2 separate regions of the Homo sapiens genome follow, and region 2 is linked to region 1. A link is a contact called in ENCODE Hi-C or POLR2A ChIA-PET data. All regions are on one chromosome and are shown on one strand. The core of a region is the stretch at or near the end of the contact, and the rest is flanking DNA. Distances in the headings are between cores, read along the strand shown. Region 1 has its middle 120 kb from the start of ACKR3. Region 2 has its middle 180 kb from the start of ACKR3.

Region 1 (4,322 bases), core at 61-2,560:
GCCCAGTGAAGAAGGAGTGTGTGCGATGTCTGCAGAGCCACGACAGACCCCGCCTGCGGCGGCAGGAGAAACCCTTTATTGGTAAAAGCAATACAACCCTTATCAAGTTTCGGCTGCTTCCTCCCATGGGAGGGAGGGCAGGGAGAAGCACCAGCTCCTGAGAAATTGGGTGCCTCCTCCACATCCTTCCCACCCCTCCCCACCCCCAACCACCATTTCAGGGCCCTCCCAGCACACACATCGCCCTGGAAACCAGAATAATTCCCCTAACAGCACACTATTCCCACGGCATTCAGGAACTCTCGGTGGAGATGTGTCGGGGACAATTGTGATTGTTTTTACAGATGAGGAAACTAGAAGAGAAAGAGCAAGTGTGTTTGCTGCAGTAAAGAGTCTCCATAATAAGCTGAGTTGCCACCGTGCCTCCTTTTAAACGAGCCTGGAAAAGTAAGAAATCAAATTCTCAGGACAGAGAAGTCAGGGGCTTATGGATCATTTCACCAAAGGAGTCAGCAGTGGCTCCATCTCAGTGGAGCTCTACCCTGATGCTCCTGAAAGGACCAAGCTCAGCCTCCAAGGGAGGGTGGGAGGGGACACACTCCCAGCCCCTGGCCCTCCCATCCTGCAGAACAGGCCAGATAGGGAAGCGGGAGGACGCAGCACACAGCTCCCGAAATTCAGGTCCCACACAAGCCAGCAGGCCGAGGCCAGGGACAGAGGCAGGGCCCGGGAGTCCCAGATCAACACACAACAGCCCTGATTCCAGAAGACTGGCAATGAGAGAGAAACAAAATGCCACCAGATACGTTTGCATTTATTCTAAGTGCAATTTGCAGACTTAGCTTTACCACCATAAAACCCCAAAAACAGGGTGGCATATTCTGGGCAAGCTCTGTAATTTTTTCTCCTGCAACCTCCCTGGTGACCCACAGGAAGCCATCCTTGCCCAGCAGGGTGTGGCCTGTCTCCTCTGTACCCACCCCCGTCCCCAGGGAGGCCCCCTCCCTGCTATCGTCACCAGTTACACTGAGACCCCCAGACCATTGACTCTGTGAATCCTATTCCAGAATCTTCCATCTGAGTTCTCCCTGCTTTCTGCCTTCATCCCAGACACCCACACCTGAAATCTGTCTTTGCCACACACTTCTGGGCAGAGCCTGCAGTGAGCTGGCACCGCACTGGCCTGCCCTGGCTCTGACCCAGCCCCCGCACTGTCCCGCCCTCTGCCCTGACTTCCAGCTCTGCCTGCCACCCTGTGACTGCCAGTTCCTGGTGAGAACGCCCCAGCCGCCTGGGACCCCATCCAAGCACTGACAAGCCCCACATACCCAGAAAAGGCTGATGGGATGGCTGACTTTCCCCTTCTCCACTTCCTGTCTGGAAATGGCTTCCCATTTAAGCCTGGAGGGAATGGAGGAGCTTCCATGCAGGCTGAGGAAGGCAGGTGGGCTGGGGGCTGCTGTGGGGCTGGGGTCTCAGGACGGTCATCAGATAGGCCCCAGGCTCACATCTCAGGACTCCTGTCCACCCAGGATGCACAAGTCCCACCTCCTCTTAATCCCCACTGGCATTTGGGACCGGGTCCTGCTTTCGCAAGCAGCTTGGCTTTGCCATCAGTTATTTAAAAGTGGACATTCCAGGTCAAACTTAAAGAGCCAAAAATGCTGTCCTCACATGCACACACAGATACACACATGCACACACATGGACACATGCTCACACATACACACACACACACACATACACAGATGAGGTGTGACAGTGGAGTGCTACATCCACCGAGTCAGGTGTGTTTCAGCCCCTTCCCAATCACCACTATCCTGTCATTCTGGGGGCACAGTGATAAGAAGCGTGTTGTGGTGAGAAGGACAGAGGCAAAGCGGGGTAGATGTGCCCTGGCCACACCTCCAGGGACAGAGGGTGCTGTGTCTTTATCAACAGATCACGACCAGCTCTGCTGGGAGCCAGTTTCTGTGCAGGCTGGGGTCCACTTATGAGCAGGAGGGGTCTGCCCTGTCCTCGTGGCCCCTCCAGGCTCACTGGAGAGGCAGTGACCAAACCCACTACCTGCTATGAAAAAAAGATGGGAGCCAAGTGGTGGAAAACCCAGGGGCATGGAAGCCCCATCTGGAGGGACTGCTCAGCCTCCACTAAGGAATGAAGCGGAGAAGAGGGCTCCTGCTCATTGGAGGGAGAGCTGAGGCAGACAGACCACCAGTCTCGTGAGCACAGATCCCAGGGCAGGAAACAGCTGGATGTGGTCAATAATAAAGAGAAAGTCAGCAGGTTCAAAACAGAAAGAGTGAGAAGAGGGGCCTGTGGGATGTTCAGATAAGGGGGCAGGGGCCCAAAGTTACAGGATTTAGCAAGGAGTTGGGATTTTATTCTTAATGCAATGCTGATATTTTGGAGGGCTTTGGGGAGTGGGGGTAGATAATGGGTTTTGTTGCAAAACGTCACCTGGCTGTCATGAGGGGACAGGATATAGTAGAACGGGGATCCCGGGCACATGGAGAAAGATGGAAAGGCATAAGGTCCATCTGGGCGTGGATGCAGTGTGTGAGGAACAGAGGGGACCATGGTTTGTTCTAAGGCCTCTGGCTGGAGCCACTGAGTGGATGGTAGGCTGAGGAAGACTGCAGGGCAACGTGGGCAGGGAGGCCAAAGCAAATGCCCCACTGCCCTGGGACTCGCCCAGAACATAGGAAGAGGAGGATAACACCAAGGCCATTTGCACACAGGAAATTCCAGCACCAGGGGCTCAGTCCGTGATAACTCAGCATGAGCAAGGGAGGCGGGGGTGCGGTTGGTAGGAGGCTGGCCACCCTCGTCCCCATGGATGTCTGGGTGGAGACTCCAGCGGGAGGCTAGGGCTGGCAGAGGATCTCTCATTCAGAGGGCAGGAGGCCAGGGCTGGCCAGATGCATCTCCTTGGCAGAGACTGCTGCAGGTGAGGACACCCACGGACTTTCTCCTGTCCTGAGGGCTCAAGGTTGGGATCATAATTGACTTAGATTTTGGAGGAGACAGCTCATATCAAGCATTTCAAATACTAAAAGCAAGTATGCAATTTGTTTCCAGAGAATCTTTTACTAGGGGCAGGAACATAGGGCGCAAAGGTATAACTTCCAGAATACCAGAAAAGAGGATCTACCATGTCAAAAATTAACCACTAATAAAAACACACATGCAAGCACAAAACCAGCATTTAATATCTTACCAGAAAGGTTAGACAAAGAGGATTCATTCAAGGAAGAGAAGGGCACTTGGTTCAAAAACTCTTTTCTGGAACTAGGTTTCCTGCAGCCAAGGTAGGCAGGCTTCTGGTGTCTTCATCTTACAAGGCACAGAGAGGCAGCTGAAGGAGGGGAGACACCCTGGACTGTCCACCACTCTGACACTCTGACATTCCAGCGGGAATGTACCAGAACAGTTCATCAGCCAGCATTTGCTACAACAGGGTAGTGCCAGGGCAGTGACTGGGCTACACCAGCCATTTGACTATTGCCATGGGACCAGCCTCATTCAAAGGGTGATAGTGGGGTCCTTCCAGTCACACATGCTTGCTGCTACATGAGGGTCAGATACAGAAGGTCTTTTAATCCTGGTAGAGGAGAAAGGCTTAAAATACAAAAGTCAAGTTGAGGCAAAATAATGGCAAAATACATGAATATTATTAATCTATTATAATAGCTATTAAATAGTGGATTCCTTCTATGTGCCAGGTTTCATGCTACTAAGTTTACGGAATTTTCTCACTTAATCCTTACAGCAATCCAAAAAAAAAGTAGATACTATGGTCTCCACTTTACAGAGAGCTTAGAGAGTTTGGCCATCACCCTATGTAGAGAAAGAACTGGGGTTGAAACACTTGCTCTTACAGACTCCCTAAACCCCATGCTCTTCACCACCTGGAGGCCACAGCAGCGAGTTACCAGGCCCCGTCCACTGCACAGGAAATGACAGCGGATTCTCACGGGGAGGAAGGTCAGAGAGAGCTTGCCTGTTGGGTCTCAAACTGGGAAGGATTCACAGTTAGGAAGAAAGATTTGGAAAGTGAAGAGGGGCACACAGTGTTTATGTGACACTGGTTTGCCTCTTTCTCCCTAATTTAGACAAGAAGAATGTTTTGGAGATAGACACTCTGAGAGTTAAATCCCAGCTCTGCCAGTTACTGGCAAGCATGGCCTCAGGGAGGTAGGGTCCCCTCTGCACCTAGGCTCAGCTGCAAGACTGAGGCAGGTGATTGGCCCCGCCCACCTCTCAGGTTACATTAAGCCCCCAGCACATTGTCCCAGAGCCTTGCACATCTTAGAGGGGGC
Region 2 (3,924 bases), core at 1,207-3,706, 61 kb before region 1:
GCCCTCGCCAGACACCAATCCTGCCACCACCTTAATCTTGGATTTTCCAGCCTCCAGAACCATATGAAATAAATTTCTGTTGTTTATAAGCCACTGAGTGTTAGGTATTCTTTACAGTAGTATGCATGGGCTAAGACGGAGGACTGAAAGGCACATCAGACAGAACTCTGAGTAAGTCTTGCCTCATCCCTTTCCCAGTCCTTCTTCCTTTCTCCTGATCCCTTTCAGAGCATCTGACTCCTCCATTGCCAAGTCTACAAGCTGGTCAGCCGGTTCATTACCAAGTCCTGTCCACTGGACCTCTCAATACACCTGCCCTCTGAAGCCTCACCTTCATGACTCACCTGGATCCAGCTTCTGCCTGCTGTCTTTTCCTCCAACTCCAGACCACGCCAATCTCTACACAGTGTCCCAACTGACCCTTGAAAAAGCCAATCTAATATGGGATAAGTCTAGACCAAAGGCCTGGGTTTCCCGTTGCTTTTAGGATGAGGAGTCATGTCCTTGCCTGGTCTTCAGCCCCTGTGTGCCTTAGCTCCACCTACATCTCTCTGTGCTCACTGTGAGGACTCAGGGTCTCCCTCCACCTGATTTGAGGACTCAGGGTCTCTCTCCACCCAGCGTGGGGACTCAGGGTCTCTCTCCACCCAGTGTGGGGACTCTGCTTCTCTCTGCCCAGTGTGGGGACTCAGGGTCTCTCTCCACCCAGTGTGGGGACTCTGCTTCTCTCTGCCCAGTGTGGGGACTCAGGGCCTCTCTCCACCCATTGTGGGGACTCAGGGTCTCTCTCCACCCAGTGTGAGGACTCTGGGTCTCTCTCCACCCAGTGTAGGGGCTCAGGGCCTCTCTCCACCCAGCATGGGGACTCAGGGCCTCTCTCCGCCCAGTGTGGGGACTCAGGGTCTCTCTCTGCCCAATGTGGGGACTCAGCCTCTCTTTGCTCAGCGTGGGGACTCAGGGTCTCTCTCCGCCCAGTGTGGGGACTCAGGGCCTCTCTCCGCCCAGTGTGGGAACTCAGGGTCTCTCTCCACCCAGTGTGAGGACTCAGGGTCTCTCTCTGCCCAGTGGGGGGACTCGGCCTCTCTCTGCTCAGTGTGGAGACTCAGGGTCTCTCTCCGCCCAGTGCGGGGACTCAGGGTCTCTCTCCACCCATTGTGAGGACTCGGCCTCTCTCTGCTCAGTGTGGGGACTCAGGGTCTCTCTCCACCCAGTATGAGGTCTCAGGGTCTCTCTCTGCTCAGTGTGGAGACTCAGGGTCTCTCTCCGCCCAGTGTGAGGTCTCAGGGTCCTTGCATGAGCTCTTTCCTCTCCTGGGAATTCCTTTTGCTTCCGGGCTGACACCAGTGATCCTGGAGGTCTCCATGTGAATGTCCCTTCCTCAGGAATCCTTTCCTGGCCATTATTCCTCAGCAAGCACACTTTCCTCTCCTCAAAACTCTTCCCACAATTGTAACCAAACACCGACTTGTGTGAAGCAGGTGATTTGTCTTCCTGCTGCACTGTGAGTGCCACGGGGGCCTGGAGCACGTCTCCCTGTGTGTCACCAAACCACCAGTGCCTGACTCAGAAAAAGCAGCTCAGAAATATCAGGGGAATTGAATAATTCATCCAAATATCAAATTTCAAAAGCATGGTGCAGAAAAATATCAGTGGCTTTCATCAACCACACACTAAAACATTAGATGGGTCTAGATGCAGGCATAGTTACAAATGTGGCGTCCCCACGGAGGCATGGCCCCGTCACCCTGGGCACCAGCCAGGCCACACCCTGAGTATTCTAGTTGTACCATTCTTCTTTAAAAAGATACTGGTTGAAATACATGTGGACTGGGACATGCTCTCCCTTCTGGAGGGTAAGGTAGCCCACATCTTACTTAATGCAAAGCGCTGCTATTTCCACTAAAGTTTTCAGGAGCCTAGTTCTAGTTACCTTCATACAATGCCTGGCCCACTGTAGGTGTTCCCTGAAAGTCCAGGCAGCAGGCCAGCTGCAGCGTGAGCAGCTGCAGGGAGGGAGCCTCAGGGCTGTCCCTGAAGGAGCCAGCCCAGCCTGGCCACCTCCAAAGCCCGCATGCTTCAGGGGAACATGAGGCGCTCAGCCCTCCTCTGGCTCAATTCAGGCAAAACAGGAGAAAACGCATATAACGTTAGCCTGGGGGACCTGTCAAAATGCTTTCCAGCCTTAAGCTTCTGCGATTTTAAAATTGTCTTGGGCTAAATGGTCAGGACTCAAAGGAGGGATTGGGAGGGTTGGGGGATGCTTACAGTCGGGACCCAGCCCGTCCTGGAATTGGACATAAAACAGCCAATTGAAGGAAAAGAATTGGGAGGCCCTGCTGGGATTCAGTCATAAGAGGAAATGAAACCAAGGGAAATTATTTAATACCGGTATTTCCTAATCATAACTTTTTGCTTCTTTGAACCGCCCTATGGGCCAATCTCATTGCAATCTTGCATTGAAGGAGGAAGAGGGTGGAGGAGAGGCGGTTGCTGCGGCATTTGGCTCTGCCTCAGGGTGACACTTCCGAAGGAGGTCCCCACCAAGCCCTGTGTCCAGAGCTGGGAGCGTTCTGAAAGGTAAACCCAAGGTCAGAGAATGACTCCCCAGTGCAGAAGAGAAGACGGATGACTCCTGCAGTACCTGAGACACCACCTCCTGAGCCAGCCACTTCCTGCTGGGGGCCTGAAAAAGACAGAACCAAGACATGAGGGATCTGGTGGTGTTTCCTGGATGTCTGGGGCTTGGGGATTCTGTGTGCATGGTAGAGAGGGGGTCCCAACTCCCAAACTCCAGCAGCAGTGAGCAGAGCTGCACAGGTTGTCCGAGCAGAAACAGGAGAAAGGAGGTCTGTCCCCATGTGGGGGCCTGCACGTCTCACACCTTCAGTGTGTGGGCTGAGGATGAGGCCTCAGGCTGCAATGAGCATGCTGTCCCCAGACACTAATGTCGGCTTTCCCTTTGCCCAGACCTGGACAGTCACTCAGGTGTGGGGTCAGCGCTGAAGCACCGGCTGTTTCCTAGAAACACAAGCACACCCTCAGGCCTCCCTCCCTCTACAGGAGAATGTAACCAAATATTCCATTTCTCCAGTGGATCTGTGTGCCAAGGGAAACTTAACTGCCACTTGGAGCATAACTGAAGGGGTGACAAATTATTTAGGGGATATTTGGGTTGCAAGGAATATCCTTTTAAAAACAACAAAGTGCCATCTTTTGCTTTTATCATGATGGCACATGGTGGGGGGGAACTACATTTTTATTTGCTTGTTGTTGGGTACAGAGTTGCTTTCACGTTTCTCCTTCTCACACAGGTCCAAGTGCCCAGCCTCCCTCTGTCACCTCCCCATCCCCCTGTCAGAGCACTCAGGCCTGTCCCCAGGGAGTTCTACGGGCTCCCTGCAGGCCCTCTGAGGGGCCTCCCATCCCACGGGACCTGCCTCCATCAGCCTCATACAACTTGCTTTGCCTCTGGCCACTCTGATCCGCGCCCCCACGTTTGCAGCGCTTAATTATGTGTGGACTCCTGTGCTTGCTAGTTCAAAAAAGACCCTGAAAATAATCCAGTTTAACCTCTTCATTTTAGAGATAAAGACACTAAATTAAGTAGGTAAGGAATTTAAGTTCCACTCAGGGTCAACCCAGACATTTAATGGAAGAATAAAAATCAACCCCCTCATCTTCCCATCACTCTCTGCCACACCACGATGGCATCTGACTGTTTCATGTTTATGTCAGATGCACCATTGATTTGATAAGGGGCTTTGACAATACTTTTTAAAATAGAAATAATAAGGAAACACTTCCACATAAATGGAATTGCATCCTGGATTTCAGAGAAATGCTTAGGTGAGGGGAAGAGGGGTCTTGCGATCCAGGAAATGTCCTTCTACAGCCCTGTCCACTACCCAAAGCCTCGCCTGCCCC

What was found. A loop is a pair of places that touch in the nucleus more often than their neighbours do. ChIA-PET counts read pairs that join two places held with the same protein, here RNA polymerase II (POLR2A). Pooled maps may share reads with other maps.
Region 2: a loop to region 1 is called in a map of Right ventricle myocardium inferior, with 2.8 times the contacts of the local background. The contact joins two enhancer-like sites. A Hi-C loop is called at or near these places in 3 of 168 maps with a recorded cell type or tissue (Caco-2, Right ventricle myocardium inferior and posterior vena cava) and 6 of 50 pooled maps. POLR2A ChIA-PET finds 5 or more read pairs at or near these places in 6 of 52 experiments (BJ, MCF 10A, PC-9 and 3 more).

The regions. Positions count from the first base shown.
Region 1 is chr2:236,684,684-236,689,005 of GRCh38, reverse strand. No RefSeq gene overlaps it. Among named protein-coding and RNA genes, the nearest start is that of ACKR3, 120 kb to the right of the region's middle. Within about 2 kb of position 1,310, at least 4 of the 41 ENCODE cell types and tissues checked have a DNase peak (open chromatin) inside an H3K27ac peak, as active enhancers do.
Region 2 is chr2:236,747,128-236,751,051 of GRCh38, reverse strand. No RefSeq gene overlaps it. Among named protein-coding and RNA genes, the nearest start is that of ACKR3, 180 kb to the right of the region's middle. Within about 2 kb of position 2,456, at least 11 of the 41 ENCODE cell types and tissues checked have a DNase peak (open chromatin) inside an H3K27ac peak, as active enhancers do.